Regions from separate parts of the Homo sapiens genome. Here region 2 is linked to region 1. Evidence: chromatin contacts called from ENCODE Hi-C or POLR2A ChIA-PET data. All regions are on one chromosome and are shown on one strand. The core of a region is the stretch at or near the end of the contact, and the rest is flanking DNA. Distances in the headings are between cores, read along the strand shown.

Evidence for each region. Hi-C counts contacts between places; a loop is a spot of excess contacts on that map. ChIA-PET counts read pairs that join two places held with the same protein, here RNA polymerase II (POLR2A). Pooled maps may share reads with other maps.
Region 2: a loop to region 1 is called in a map with no recorded cell type, with 14 times the contacts of the local background. The contact joins the promoter of RAP1B here to the promoter of RASSF3 in region 1. A Hi-C loop is called at or near these places in 3 of 37 single-sample maps with no recorded cell type and 8 of 50 pooled maps. POLR2A ChIA-PET finds 5 or more read pairs at or near these places in 1 of 52 experiments (activated CD4-positive, alpha-beta T cell).

What each region holds. Positions count from the first base shown.
Region 1 is chr12:64,605,945-64,613,776 of GRCh38, forward strand. RASSF3 (Ras association domain family member 3) reads left to right here and starts at 4,551. Exons shown (of 5, transcript NM_178169.4): 1 at 4,551-4,799. The coding sequence starts at 4,689. It overlaps RASSF3-DT (RASSF3 divergent transcript), which reads right to left and starts at 3,522. Exons shown (of 2, transcript NR_187549.1): 1 at 3,401-3,522. RefSeq lists enhancers at 3,091-3,140, 3,361-3,420 and silencers at 4,051-4,120, 4,281-4,800, 5,011-5,080.
Region 2 is chr12:68,607,863-68,615,694 of GRCh38, forward strand. It overlaps RAP1B (RAP1B, member of RAS oncogene family), which reads left to right and starts at 3,037. Exons shown (of 8, transcript NM_001010942.3): 1 at 3,037-3,181. RefSeq lists a silencer at 2,894-3,353 and an enhancer at 7,825-7,832.

The DNA of each region.
Region 1 (7,832 bases), core at 3,301-5,800:
TCCTAATTAGGGTGGTGTCAAACCTGGTTAATCAAAGAGCTATGAAGTCTTTGTATTGTTCTGCTTTGCCATGGTGTCTATTTTGTCCACAATATGGCTACAGAATTCCTAGGTACCATATGCAAGCATGCAAGATCCAGAGGAAGAAGACATAGTCTTTTTTTGTAGGTTTCTTTTAAAAGTGAGGAACATCTTCCTAAAAGGCACCAAGCCAGGTTTCCTTCTGGTCTCAGTGGTCAGGTCTGTGAGACCTGTCCATGCCTAAAGCAATCCCTGGCAAGGGGAATGGGACCACTACGACTGACTCTGCACGTCAGGCCTTACCCCTGTGAGCTGAGATTGGACTTCTTTTCCCGAGGGGATTCTTGAATTAAAGTCCTTGTTTAGTTAACAAGAAAGAAGTGAGTGATGAATGTTAAGTATGCAATAAGGTCTAATATTTGGGGCAAGAAAGATGAATATTTGCTTGATCCTATTCTATGCCAAGGACTTTGCCTGGATTCTTTCACTTAATCCTTACAGTAAACCAAAGAAAATAAAATGAAGACATTGTCATCCCCATTTTGCTGCTGATGAACCTGAGGCATAGAGAAGTTAATTAAATTGTTAAAGGTCACATAAGAGTCAGTGATAGCCAAGGCAGGCAGATCACCTGAGGTCAGGAGTTTGAGACCAGCCTGGCCAACATGGTGAAACCCTGTCTCTACTAAAAATACAAAAATTGGCCGGGTGAGGCGGTGCGTGCCTGTAATCCTAGCTACTCGGGAGGCTGAGGCGGGAGGATCGCTTGAACCCGGGAGGCAGAGGTTGCAGTGAGCTGAGATCATAGCACTGCACTCCAGCCTGGGTGACAGAGTGAGACTGCGTCTCAAAAAAACAAAACAAAACTTGAACTTGGTTGCATACATTTAATTTTATTTATTCCACCCCCTTCCCTGAATTTGAAATGTTAAAAGTGTCTAGTTGCTTAACATGACATTTTGAATTTTTACAGATACAATTTTCATGAGCTAAATTTTAAATTCACAATATTTTAATTAAAAATGCTACCAGGCTAGGCATGGTGGCTCACACCTGTAATCCCAGCCTTTTTGGAGGCCGAGGTGGGAGGATCACTTGAGCCTAAGAGTTCATCAAGACCAGCCTGGGCAACATAGTGAGATCTTGTCTCTACAAAAAAAATATAAAAATTAGCCAGGCCTGGTGGCATATGCCTGTAGTCCCAGCTACTCGGGAGGCTGAGGTGGGAGGATTGCTTGAGCTTGGGAAGTCGAGGCTGCAGTGAGCCAACATGGCACCACTGCACTCCAGCAACAAAGTGAGGCCCTGTCTCAAAAAAAAAAAAAGCTACCAGAAAAATATGCAAATATCATTATGCTGCTTTTAGGAAACAAAATCACAATTCTTCCTTCCTTTATTTATTTATTTATTTATTTATTTTCTGAGGCAGAGTCTCCCTGTGTCGCCCAGGATAGAGTGCAGTGGCGTGATCTTGGCTCACTGCAACCTCTGCCTCCAGGGCTCAGGTGACTCTCCTGCCTCAGCCTCCCGAATAGCTGGGACAACAGGCATGTGCCATCATGCCCAGCTAATTTTTTTATATATTTTCAGTAGAGATGGGGGTTTCACCATGTTGGTCAGGCTGGTCTTGAACTCCTGACCTCAAGTGATCTGCCGGCCTCAGCCTCCCAAAATGCTGGCATTACAGGCGTGAGCCACCTCACTCGGCCCTTTCCTTTATTTATGTTTTTTTTGTTGCTTAAAAGCAGTGCTTCCATTTCATTATTTGATCATGGCTTTTAAAATTATTTTATTTATTTATTTTTTTAAGAGACAGACTCTTACTCTGTTACCCAGGCTAGAGTGCAGTGGTAAGATCATAGTTCATTACAGCCTCAAACTTCTGGGCTCAAGTGATCCTTCCACCTAGCCTCCTGAGTAGCTGGGACCACTAGCATGTGACACCACATTGGCTAATTTTTTTTTGTTTTTTGTTTTTGTTTTTGTAGAGACAGGGTCTCATTTTGTTGCCCAGGCTGGTCTTGAACTCCTGGCTTCAAGCAATCCTCCCACCTCGGCCTTCCAAAGTGCTGGGATTACAGGCGTAAACCACCATGCCTGGCCTAATCATGCCTTTATAAAAAAATCATTTTTTTTTAGAGAAAAGGTCTCACTATGTTGGTCAGGCTGGATAGGAACTCCTGAGTTCAAGTGATCCTCCACCTCAGCTTCCCCCTGTGCCCCACTCAATCATGCCTTTTTATTATAACTGATTCTGATGGTATGCTGACAGATATACAAATTAATCCAGTCCTTTGGAGCTTAAAAATAATACAATGAAAAAAATCATTTTTATGGTGTGGTGCATCATAAAGTTTATTTATTTATTTATTGAGACGAAGTTTTGCTCTTGTCGCCCAGACTGGAGTGCAATGGCGCCACCTCGGGTCACTGCAACCTAGGCCACTCCGGGTTCAAGCGATTCTCCTGCCTCAGCCTCCCGAGTAGCTGGCGCACGCTACCACGCCCAACTAATTTTTGTAGTTTTAGTAGAGGCGGGGTTTCACCACGTTGGCCAGGCTGGTTTCCAACTCCTGACCTCAAGTGATCCACCCGCCTCTGCCTCCTCAGGCGTGAGCCATCGCGCCCGGCCAATAAAGCATTTTAATGCATTTTTCCTCAAAGTATTCATAAACTTCAACTTGTTCTAGGTAAAATTATTTTCCCCTTTCTACCCACAATAAAATGAGTAATTTAAGCCCTTAACCTACACATTATTCTTACCTTGGAATATTTAATAAGAGCTGCGCTAATATTATATCTGAATAATGAAATAAGAGAAACCAAATAAGAAAAATTTGTCATAAAGCCCTATTCTCCTACATTAGATTATGTGCATGGCACACACACGGATCAGCTTAAGCTGGGTGAAACTATATGGAGTTAGAATTCCTGGCTTCCTATCATTCAGTAGCTGTGTGGCCGAGAAGAAGACTTTAATGTTGTAGGACCTTTAAAATGGGCTGTAACTCAAAGGCCCTCCTTCTGGAGTTGTTGTGAATCACGTGGGGTAATATATACTAGTTTACAAGATGGATGTGTAAGCCCGAAGGTGGAGCAGGTTTGCAAGCCTTCTTTCAGCCTAGGGACAGTAGGATGACTCATGAGTCAATTCTTCTCTCCTTCCCGTCATTTCGGGTCCAACTCTTCCTCCTGTAGTCCACAAAAGAGCACGGCTGACCGATACCAAGCAGAGAACCCAGTAGGGTATGTGACCACGTTCAGATCAACAGAACGCAAAGCAGAACGGTCCGAGTACTGCCTCCTACAGCCACTTTCCTTTCTTTAAGCCTCAGCTGCTGCTCTAGGTGTAAAACCGGCATAAAATAGCACTACGTACCTTGCAGAGTTGCTCGGAGGATTGAAGGAGATAATGTAAGAGAGTTTGGCTAGTTTGGCTATGATGGATGGACATTTTCTCTTTTCTAACGTCTCTCTTCCCCTCCTAATGAAACCTCTTCTGAAGCTCGCTAACTATAGCAGGGCTTGCAGCTTCAAAAAAACCTTTCAGTCAAGATCTTGAAATTAGTATTATTTAAATCAGTGCAGTAACACCAAGGTGTAAAAGACTGTTACCCACTGGTGGCTTTAAGAGGATTAGCTGACTGAAGAGTTTTAGAAAACATGGAAACTTTTTTTGTACGTGGATGGATGGAATTCCCTGATCTCCTTATCCCCACCACTTAAACCATGCCTTGTGGGTGACCGTGGAAGGCTGATTGTGGCGGGGACATTTACAAAGCACATTTAATTGATAAGCACTCGATTGTTCTGTAACTATAGAACTAGTTCACCTTTCAGTTGCACTGAGTGCGCCTAAGATAACGATCTTATTTGGAAGTGAGCCCTCGCTAGAAAGAAGGGGAAAAGGGTAAGACCGAAGCTCAAATGAATGACCAGAAAGGATGTTTTCATTCGAATAAACTCAACCCAGTTTTTGACCTCCCCACCCATCTCTGCCAACTTGAAATCCTCCTGGAGGGGCGAGCTGCTGGGGTTCAGGACTGGGCGTTGCGGCTGCAGGAAGCCGTGGGACCTGGGGGGTCCCTCGGCCGGGCAACCCCCACCCACCCCTACAGGACCCTGGTGCGGGGGCGAGCAGGGAGTGGACGCAGAGAAAGTTCCCCGCTCTGCTCCCGCCCTCTCCGAAACTCGAGCCAGCGAGGCTGGGGGCGGGCGGACGGCTCGCAGAGGAATTTGCAGTTTCCGGGAGGTTGAGGAAGCGACCCGAGCACAGCCCCAGCAGACGCAGCCCTAGCGCCCGGCTTTCCGGGTTCCGCGACGCTGTCGGGAGAAACCCGCGCGCCTGGAAGGGGCGGGCCGGGCTCCCCCCACCTGCGGGCGGGCGGGGAGGGTCGCGGCCGCGCGGGGTGGGGCTCGGCCGGTCGCCCGTCCGGGGCGGGGCCCAGGGAGGCGGGGTCGCGGGCGCACCGGGGCCGAGCCGCGCCTGGAGCCTGGCGGGGAGGCGGCAGGAGGGGCCGGGAGAGCCTGATTGAGCGGCGGCCGCAGCTGCATAAGGACTGCCCGGGGCTGCGCGCCGGGAACCTCGCGGGGCTGGCGGGCGCCGCACCCCCTCCCTGGCCGCCTGCGCCCCGGGGAGGCCGCCCGCGCGCGACGGGACCGGCAGCATGAGCAGCGGCTACAGCAGCCTGGAGGAGGACGCCGAGGACTTCTTCTTCACCGCCAGGACCTCCTTCTTCAGGAGAGCGCCCCAGGGCAAGCCCCGCTCCGGCCAACAAGTGAGTGGCGCGCGGCGGGCGCTGCAGCCCGCGCCCCAGAGTTCCGGGGAACCCGCCAGCCCGCGCCCCCTGCCTCCACGTGTCTCTGCGGGGCGCTCGGGGGATGCTCGCCGGGAAGGAGGAGCGGGCCGAGAAGTGGCTTCTGCCTTTTCGGGTCCCGGGAACGTGCCTGGAGCTTGTGCGTGTAGGCGAGGGAAGGCGGAGGAAGGGCGGGGAGGCTGAGGGCCGGCTTCTGCCTTCCGCGCCAGATGGCCTCTGCAGCTCCGCCTCGGGCTGCCGCCTGCGGGGAGCAGCCCCGGAGCCAGCAGGCGTCCCCGGGCCACTCCCCCAGGTTTCCCCTTCGCGTCCCCGCTGGGTCGACGGTCGGGTTCGCGCGCCTGTCCTTCCTGTTAGTCAGCTTACTCATCTGTGGCCCCCAGAGTGGCTTGGGTCAACGTGTAATAGCTAGGGGTGGCCGGGTGACCTGACCTCCCCTCTTCCTGGCCCGGGCGACCTGGTGGAGTGGGGGTCCAAGGGCACCGTGGGCCTCGCCACCATAGGCTCTCACTAAATCTCCGTTGCGGGACTCAGGGTTGTGCGTTTTCTGTAAAGCTAGGTTTTTTGGTGCCCAGATGTTTTGCAAACAAGCTCCTATGCTAAATACTAGCCAGCGACAGCTAACCTTTTCGCCGGTTTCTTCCTTTTTTGGAGGCAGCATGCCGTGGGAAGCACGAGTTGGGAAAAGATGGGAAGGGAACTTGTGCCAGTTTCGCCAGCTGTAGCCGTGTTTTTTGGGAGGCCTTCCCGAAACGGGGCACGTCGGCTGGACTGAGGAGCCCGGTGCTAGAGCCCGCGGCCTCCTGGCACTAGGAGCCGCACCAGGGGAGCCGGGCCAACCCGGCCACGCTCACATCAGATTACAGAAGATTGTAATGGCACAAATTTGTTGCTTTTAGAAAACAGGCGTTCGCCAAACATTTCTATTAATACCGGACTGAGACCTAGAGACTAGAAGCAAGAAGAATCGTTCAGGGGCCGGATGATAACTTCTTTTGGTGGATGTGGGAGGGTGCAATCTGTCAGGGTGGTCTTGCCAGACCTCTTAAGTTTAGCCACTTTCTGAAGTAAAATTCTTTCTAAAATTCGGAAGTTCTAGTCTTTTCAGGCTCTTAAGTCCCAAACCAGGAGGAGGAGAGGAGACGGTGAAGGGTAAGCTGAAGTCAAGTGCCCTTATTCAGTAACCGCAGTTAATCTCAAGTCCCGGTGCCATAGTTGTCCGTCTTGTATTGTTTCTAAGGCTTAAGGCCCCACTATTTACGAGTCACTTTGAGTGGGATCTCTTACTTTCAGCAGAGTGTGTTCTGAGAGCATGAGATTGCTGTGAAGTTTGGAAGTTGGAAACGCCCTCTCCTCCCCCATGCCCACCCTCCCTGGGTTGTAGAAAAATTGCATTTGCTTATGCTTTTTCCATTTTTGCTTTCTCTTTCTTGGCCTCTCTCTTCCCCTTCTCCGTTTTGCATTTTCTCCTTTCATTTATGTTGCTTTCACCACTTGACATGAAAAGGAACTCATGGTAGTTTGAAGTTTATTCCAGAGGTGTCTGCTAATCTCCTGAAAACTGGCTGGTTCTTGGATTCTCCAGGGGTGAGATGCCACAAGGGCCAAACTATTCAGGTTTGAATTGTATGAGAATCCTTTAGTGCTTTAAAGAGTAAAGACATCAGTTTTTTTCTAGGTTTATATGCATTTAGCGTTTCTTTTTTTTTTTTTTTTTTTGAGATGGAGTCTCACTGTGTTACCCAGGCTGGAGTGCAGTCGTGTGATCTCACTGCAACCTCAGCTTCCCTGGTTCAAGCGATTCCCTTGCCTCAGCTTCCCGAGTAGCTGAGATTACAGGCATGCACCACCACATCTGGCTCATTTTTGTATTTTTAGTAGAGATGGGATTTAACCATGTTGGCCAGGCTGGTCTCGAACTCCTGGCCTCAGGTAATCTGCCCGCCTTGGCCTCCCAAAGTGCAGGGATTACAGATGTGAGCCACCGCCCCCGGCACATTTATTGTTTCTATGTTGTATGCAATCATTTATGTATCATCTAGCATATATATTATACTCAGGGTAGTATTATTTAGCATTTAGAATTAGTCTAACATTAATATGTATTTTGAAATATCGTGTTGGAAATCAGGACAGGAAGACATAGTTCGTGGTTGAAGAGCTTCATATGTGTATTTGAAGCTTTATTGCCTGCATATTTTTCCCTTCTAACATAACACATGTAAGGTGCTGAGTTGTAGAAGTTATTTGCCAGGCAGAGAAAGTGTTCTAAACTACGAATTTTAGTGAGCATTGTGGTTTATTTAAAGAAGTGATATGAATGTTTTAAATTCCTGGTAAGATTGGTGAATTAGGGAAGTAAAACATCATAAATATAAAGCAAAACACTCTTAATGTAGAATGTTCCTTTTATCTAACGTTAGATAAGCCTTTTTCTTCATTTTCATGCTGATGATTATAAGAATAAGATAAGCACTTCTGACATACATCATAGTAGTGAAATTTATCCTTTCTCTAGAGAGATGGAAAGAGAGGTATTGCTAGAAGGATCTATTAGAGATACAGTGATTTTTTTTTTTTTTGGATGCTGTACCACCTGGTGGAAAAGTGAGAAAAATGAGGTTTCTAGATTTCTTGAAAATATCCGGAGAAAACAAGATGTTTGTGGTAAATGCAGAATGGGGAGAAAGGGGTGAGGGAGCGGGTGGACTGGAAATTTCTTTCTTCTCTTGCCAGGCAAGGGAACATAGTGCAACTTCTTTCTATCCCCAACAGTAACAAAAACCTTATAAAGAAAATGTTTTCATTTTTTTTCTTACTTTAAACCCCATTCTTAACAACAAGAACAACAACAAAAATGGAAAAGGGTTAAAAAACCTGTCTAGGCCACGTGTGGTAGCTCATGCCTGTAATTCCAGCACTTTGGGAGGCTGAGATGGGAGGATTGCTTGAGCCCAGGAGTTTGAGACCAGCCTGGACAACATGGTGAAACCCTGT
Region 2 (7,832 bases), core at 1,787-4,286, 4.0 Mb after region 1:
AGGGGCATTCCAGGCAGAGGAAATCATTCACCTATGCACAACAGAGAGATGGGGAAGCAAATTATGTGGGCCAGATGAAAAGTCCACTGTCCATTCTGACTATAAATCAGTTTTGAGTGAAAGGAAAAAGTGAGACACAGGATTTTAATTTTATTTTGGTAGAGTGGGGAGTAATTGAAGGCTCTTTGAGGAAGGGAGTGACTTGCTTGGTATGCTTTAAGATAATCATCTGGCAACAATGTATAGAATGGATCACAGCAGGAACAGACTGGAGGCCACCAGGCTGCAAAGGTCCAGGGGATGAGTTCTGCCAAACTAAATTTGGCAACTAAAAACTAAGTATGGTCTTAGTTGAAATGGAAAAGAGGAAACACAATGAAAGACCTTGTCGAATTACTATCTAATAGATATGCCAATTGATGGATTATTCAAGAAGAGCAGAGAGCTAAGTATCAGGCTTGAAGATTGGGTAATTTAAAAGATGGTGATACAATTCACAAAGGAAGAGGAAAAGAAACTGGTTTGGTTACAAAGACGATGAGTTCAGTTTGCACACATGACCAGTGCAAATTGCCAGTGGAATATCCTGGAGAAGAAGTCAAGGAAATAAATAGGAAAGAGGCTCAAACTGAAAAGTGAGTTCAGTGTTAAGAGATGCAGATTATGGTATTCTCTGCATAGTGATAACAGTTTAATACAAATAACAATGATTTCCAGTCTAATAAGAGAAACTGTGTTTTTAATTAAATAGATTATTTTACACGTTCTCTCAAACTCTAAAAATTCTAGCTTCAATTTTCTAAAACCAATTTCTTTCTGGAAAAAAAAAATCAATTGCCCAAAGGACAAAGAGTTTTTCTAAAAAAAGAAAGAAAGAAAAAGCACAGTGTTCCCAGGTAACACTTCTGTGAGCTCAAAGTTTCAGACTTTCAGTTATCAAATTTTTATGCAATAACTGAAAAGTTAGTAAAGTCAAATTTATTTGTAATTCACTCATTCATTGAGAAGTTACAGTAATTCCAACGGACTGCTCTGAAATTTGCCTTTGAAACTTTTATTTAAAAAGGTTTTCTAAAGAATGGATGTTAAGTGTTCTCATAAAAAAATGCTAACTCAAGGCCAGGCGCGGTGGCTCACGCATGTAATCCCAGCACTTCGGGAGGCCCAGGCGGGCGGATCACCTGAGGTCGGGAGTTCCAGACCAGCCTGACCAACATGGAGAAACCCCGTCTCTACTAAAAATACAAAATTAGCCGGGCGTGGTGGCGCATGCCTGTAATCCCAGCTAGTCGGGAGGCTGAGGCAGGAGAATCGCTTGAACCCGAGGGTGGGAGGTGGGGGCGGAGGTTGCAGTGAGCCGAGATCACGCCATTGCCTTCCAGCCTGGGCAACAAGAGCGAAACTCTGTCTCAAAAAAGAAAAAAAAAATGCTAACTCAGCCGGCGCGGTGAGTCACGCCTGTAATCCCAGCACTTTGGGGGGCCCAGGCGAGCGCATCACCTGAGGTCAGGAATTCGAGACCAGCCTGGCCAACATGGCGAAATCCCCTTTCTACTAAAAATTAGCTGGGCGTGGTGGCACGCGCCCGTCATCCCAGCTACTCGGGAGGCTGAGACAGGAGAATCTCTTGAACCTGAGAAGCAGAAATTCCAGTGAGCCGAGATCATGCCACTGCACTCTAGCCTGGGTGACAGAGCAAGACTCTCAAAAAAAAAGGTAACTCTGTGAGGTAATGTAACAATGTATACATTACTTCAAACGATCATGTTGTATACACAATAAATGCAGACAATAAACAATTTTTAAAAAGATATTTTTCTAAGGAAATAGAAATTATCGAAATAGGTAATCTACTCAATTAACCTAAATTGTAAAACATTATAAAACACAGAGAACTGTTATAATTCATTCTCATCTATTCATTTAACTTAGGTTAGCTTAGTTTTCAATCACTACATATTCTTAAACGGAGTGAAATTAGTCACATTCCATTTATCTTCCAAATTTATCAACGTTTATTAAGATTTATTTCAAGAATAATTTGTACAGGGCCTAATTAAATTATGAACCAAGAAAGTTAGTCTTAAATGACCCCTCAATCCCTTTTCCCTGCACTTTGCTCTCTTAATCTCCTCGCCCATCAAAACTGCTTCAAGAAAAAGTTCTGATAAATTTCTTGTACTAAGGGTAAGTAAGAATGGTAAATTCCCGTGTTAAGTTCCCGCCCTTTTTGGAACGAGGCATTTTGGAACAGAAAGTGTTTTCTGGTGCCCTGAAGTCACACGATAAACCTACTTGCCTATGGGTAATCCTGTGAAGTGAATAAAGCGTCCAGGACATGCATTTAAATACGCAATTTATTTTAGTTATATAAATGGCGTTGGTTTAGGTGCAGGGTACAAACTTATTTAGAAATCATCGATTTGTTAACTGCGTTTGGCATGGGAATTTGGAAAGAGTTCGCCCGGGTTAAGACACCAATGGATAAAACACTTGTCAATCCAGGAGAAAAGGCATCTCAAGAATGGAAAGACTTGCTGGCCCAGGCTCCCTCGGGGAGCTCTAGGTGTAGAAAATGCGCGCTCTCCGTTACTTCTCGGTTACTTTGCCCAGCACAAAGGACGACGCGAATACCAACAGACTGGACGAGTCGGTGACTACAGTTTGCATTAAGAGGCGGCGCCTTTTGGGTTTCGGAGGGTTCCACTGGAACCCACGAGGGTCAGGAACACCGACGCGCGGATTCCGCCCACCAGACAGCCTGGGGAAGCGAGCCTGAAGGCGCGGCGCAGCTAGAGAGAAGAACCTCGGCAGACATGCCGCCCAGAGGCAGCTAAGGGGCCCGTGGGCAGGGCCTGCGCTCCGGCTGCGATGCAGGCCGGCTAGAGGCCGGCGCCGAGGACCCGGCGCGCGGCGGCCCCGCCCCCTCGGCTCCCCTCGCCCCGCCCCCTAGGCCCGCCCCTTCCCGGGCCGCGCACCCGCGCGCCCCGCCCGCGGGCGGAAGCTGGAGCGAGGCTGAACGCCTGACGTCAAGGCGACATCGCCAAACCTCGCCCAGATTCAGGCGTGTAAACCAGCCGGAGCGGCGCGGCAGCGGCAGGACCGCCGTGGCGCCTAGAGTAGCGACCCGGGGGGAGCGCGGGGCGACGCTGGCTGCAGGGACCCGGTGACAGCGTGAGAGGTTCGCAGAGTGAGTGCGTGGCCGCTGAGGGAAGCCGCGGCGGCGGCCGCGCGGGGCCGGGCGCCGGCTGAGGGGAGCGGGTGGGGTGCGGCGAGGCGCGGGCCGGGCGCGGCGGTCAGGGGCCCCGGCGGCGGCAGCCCCTCGGCGCGCGGCAGGTGGCGCGAGGGCCAGGCGCCGGGCCCGCGAGCGCGCTGCCTTGCGGGCCGGCGAGGAGGAGCAGCCGCCGCCGCCGCGGGAGAACAGCGCGCTTTGCGGAAGGGGTCAAATGTCTGAAATATGGCGGAGGAAGTGAGAGCCCGAGGACCCCCCCACCCGCCCGCTCTCTTCAGCCCGCGTCCGCCGCAGCTTCTCCCGCCGCCCTCCTTTCCCCGCCGGCTCCCCCGAAGACTCGCTCCCCGCCCCGAGCCCCCTCGCTTGTCGCCTGGGTTCCCTCCGTGGTATGGGTGGAAGTTAGAACGGAAACCAGAAAGTTGTCCTTTGCGAAGACCTAGCTTCTCCCAGCCCCGAGCTAGGGCGAGGAGCCTTCGGGGGAAACCACTCCCAGGCGCCCCGCGGGCTTGAGCCTGACAGCGAAAAAGTTTGCCTGAAACGGGGCTTGCTTGCTCCATTTGTTGCGGGAAGTGGCAGGAGGAAGGCAGCGGAGAGAGCCCCACTTAGTCTGGCAGCAGCCACCGTGTAGAGAAAAACTGTTAAAGGGGCCTTTCCCTTCGTCAGCAAGAGGAAATCTCTTTCTCTTAGAGGGAGAGAAAATCCAGGAAGTTTGTCCTCTTCTCTTTTTCGCCATCTCGAGGTGTCTAATCCTAAAACTATCAGCGCCATGAATTTTATTTAAAACTACGCCCAGTGAACCGGGCTCTCCGGATTTTTCTTCTGAAAAACACTGATGTCTTTTGGAGAAAAGATCATTTTTGCAAGTTAAAGCAGATGGTTTCCTTCCCCTTCGCTTTCCCCCCTCTCCCACTCTCTTTAATAGTTTAGAAAAACATTTTGGCCCTGTAACTTCTGATTGGTATGAATAGAAGCAGTTCTGTGTTGCAGTAAGGGGAAATCACATTTTTACGGGGTAGAAAGTTGACACTAAATGAAGATTGTGATTTTAGTATTTTAAAATTAATTCCGTCTAATTGGATTTTGGTTTTGCAGGCAGCATCTCATATATGTCGAGTACTTAACAATTTAAAGCTCTGACTTGTAAATTTATTTTTCAGCTCTCTTTTTTCGTAATTAGAATACTGTTTGGACTTGCTCAACAAGACCTTATCTTAACAAAAAGTAACTTATAGAAAAGGGAGACATTCATTTAACTTCAAGCCCATATTATTCTTAAAAGCTGACTCTTGAAATAGTATTTATTGAGTCATAGTGGAGTCATGGGACTTTTTAAGGGCCGGAAGGGACTATTTAGATCATCCAGTCCCACCCTGTCATTTTATGGAGGAGGAAACTGAGGCCTAGATAAGATAACCAGTTAGTGGGTCCACTGACCTTTAGGACAGTAGTCTATCCGTAAGAGACAACATGGAGAAAGAAATACAACGTTTTTATAGTGAATTATCATCTTACAAAGAATATTCTTCCCATATCGCACTTTTAAAAAGTGGGTACCTTAGTCAAATAGGAGAAAAAACCACTTGAGTAGTTTCATCCTCAGGTTTTAGGTGAGGAAACTGATACTCAGATTAAATAACTTTAAGCACACAGAGCCTGAATGATAGTCTTATTTGAGCTCATCTGTGCTTTTAATGTGTACTACGTTAGGTGTTTTCACTTGCATTTCCTTTAGTCTTATTTGAGCTCATCTGTGCTTTTAATGTGTACTACGTTAGGTGTTTTCACTTGCATTTCCTTGTTTGACGTTGACAATAAATCGTGAAGCTGCCTTATCTAAGGAAGTCCTAAAGTAAATCATTGGAACACATGTAGCCAGTTTGTTGTTTTTAATATGCCAGGTATCAAAATATAACTGAAGAACCAATGCTAAACTGACTTAATTTTAAAATGTTGTATGGGGCATGAAAATGATTGCTCTGGCTGGGCGTGGTGGTTTACGCCTGTAATCCCAGCACTTTGGGAGGCCGAGCCGAGGAAGGCGGATCATTTGAGGTGAAGAGTTCGAGAACAGCCTGGGCAACATGGTGAAACCCCGTCTTTACTAAAAATACAAAACATAGCCGGGTGTAGTGGCACGCGCCTGCAATCCCAGCTATTCGGGAGGCTGAGGCACGAGAATATGAACCTGGGAGGTTCACATTGAATGAACCAGCTTGAACCTGGGAGGCGGAGGGTGCAGTGAGCCGAGACTGCACTACTGTACTGCAGCCTGGGTGACAGAGCTAGACCTGTCTTAAAAAAAAAAAAAAAAAAAGGAGATAAGAAAATGATTGCTCTGCTCTCTTTTACATTCTCCCCTCACCCACGACCGCGTGAAAGTCATCTCTCTTACCTTCTATGACACGCATTACTTCCTGCCTCCTGTTACCATTTTATATTATTTATTCCATTGAATTGTGAACTCCAACCACAAGATATATATTGTTTTGTATGCCTTAACGCACTGGCATGGTGCCTTGCAATAGACATTCAACACCAGTTAAATGTAAGTACCATGAGGGTAGGGACTTAATCCATTTCATTCTTCACAGTAATCTTCCTAGCGCGTTGCCTGGGCACAGTGTAGCGCGTTGCCTGGGCACAGTGTAATGGTTAGCGTTTGAATTTAGGGATTAATGGTAATGAACATTCAAAGAGAGGATATTTGAAGAGAACAGTGTAATCCTTTAAAAAGAAACATTTACATATTGGCTTTGGAATCCCTTTTACTTGACAAATTAATTTTCGTTTTATCCTCAATCCTTTTCAGAATTCCAATATTTTCTCTTAGCTGTATAAAGGTAAAGTGACCCCCTCCCATAATAAAGAGCTACCATGTAAGGAGGGTATAGCAAAGAATTAATTATTAAAATAACTAGATCCATTTTTGTAAGGATCCTTTCAATTGTATCTTCCTATCTAATTCAAGATTGGTGGAAGGTCTATGCAAAGATTGATAACATGGTAACTGATTAGACATGTTATTTTAAATGCAGTCCAAGATTTGGATGAAAAGCTCACGTTCAGGTTTTTTTTGCCTTTTGTTGTAGGTACTCGATAAATATTTATTGAGGTAGTGAAACTAATCTGAAATTGGATCTGATACAGAGAATTTGACCGATTTTACAAGGTGTCCATTTACTTTTTCCCCATAAGTATTGTTTAAATAGGCTGTTTTATTATCGACTATCACACAGATCTTACTGATTTGCCTCATTTCCTTAAAGATGTAAAATAACTGTGTTTCTCTGTATGTTTGTGTTGCTAAAGAGGAGGTTGGGTATTGATCTGCAGTTTCTAGATTTGACTGGCACTAGGAGTAATTTAGCATTTATGAATTAGCTATTTACTGCTGTTTTATAGCAGTGATGTCACGTGTTCACTCTATAGAAAAGTTAGGTAAAGATTGGTCTGTCTTAAACTTTCTGAGACATAGGTTGTGACTAAAAATATGCCCTGGGTTTTCTTCCCCCTCCTGTCATTATTGAGGACTCCATGGTCTAAGAGATTAGGCTGAAGTTTTTGTTAGCCTTTTCAAATTGAATTGAATTTTAGAACAAGTTAAGACATTTTGGCTGATGCAGTGATTCATTGTAACATTGGACAAAATTTTTAGTTCAGCCATCTGTAAACAGGAGTACTGTACCATGGCTCTGGAAGCTAGTGTTTTTCTGTGTTCATAGATTATTTTGCAATGGTATTGAAAGGTACTAATTGCCATTTGAGGTCTTAAGTTCTTTGTAAATCTCATAAGCACAGTGGAAGCAGTAGCTACAAAGAATAGATGAATTTATCCATTTGCAGTAAAAACTGATTTGTATGTAATCTGTTGTACTTTGAACCCAGTTGAGCACTGGATTCTAAAACAAGTCTCTTTGGTCGTGGAGAGTTTCTATTTTAAACAAGAAAAGTTATCAGGAACTTTTGTGCTGCCTTAAAAACATCACTTTTTAAAATTCACCAGCAACAAAAAATAGTATCACTTACATTCCGTATTTCATAACATTGGACTATTTATTCCTAATGTTGGTCAAATCAAGGGTACAGTAGCAACTGATTATTTAAGCAGTAATTTAGAAAGATTTTTTTTCCTTTGAATCAGTAGAGGGTCAAAATTTTTAAAACTTTCCAAAGAACCTTAAAACAGGAAAAAATGAAAATGTGGGGGAAATGTACCAGTTTTTTTTAATTTAAATTCCCTAAAATAAAAATATTTACAACATGAGTTACAGAATTTCCATCTGATTTTTATTGTACAGGAGGAGTATATTCTGTGATATCAGTATACAATTCAAAATACAAAAAATTACCTGGGCGTAGTGGGAGGTGCCTGTAATCCGAGCTGCTTGGGAGACTGAGGCAGGAGAATCGCTTGAACCTGGGAGGCGGAGGTTGCAGTGAGCCAAGATCGCTCCACTGCACTCCAACCTGGGCGACAGAGTGAGACTGTCAAAAAAAAAAAAATTACTTAGATTGTGTATGAGGTGCCTGCATACTAGAAATGTTCTTTTGAGTTACAAATCTGTCTCTCTGACCATAGAGAGTAATTATTTAATCTTGT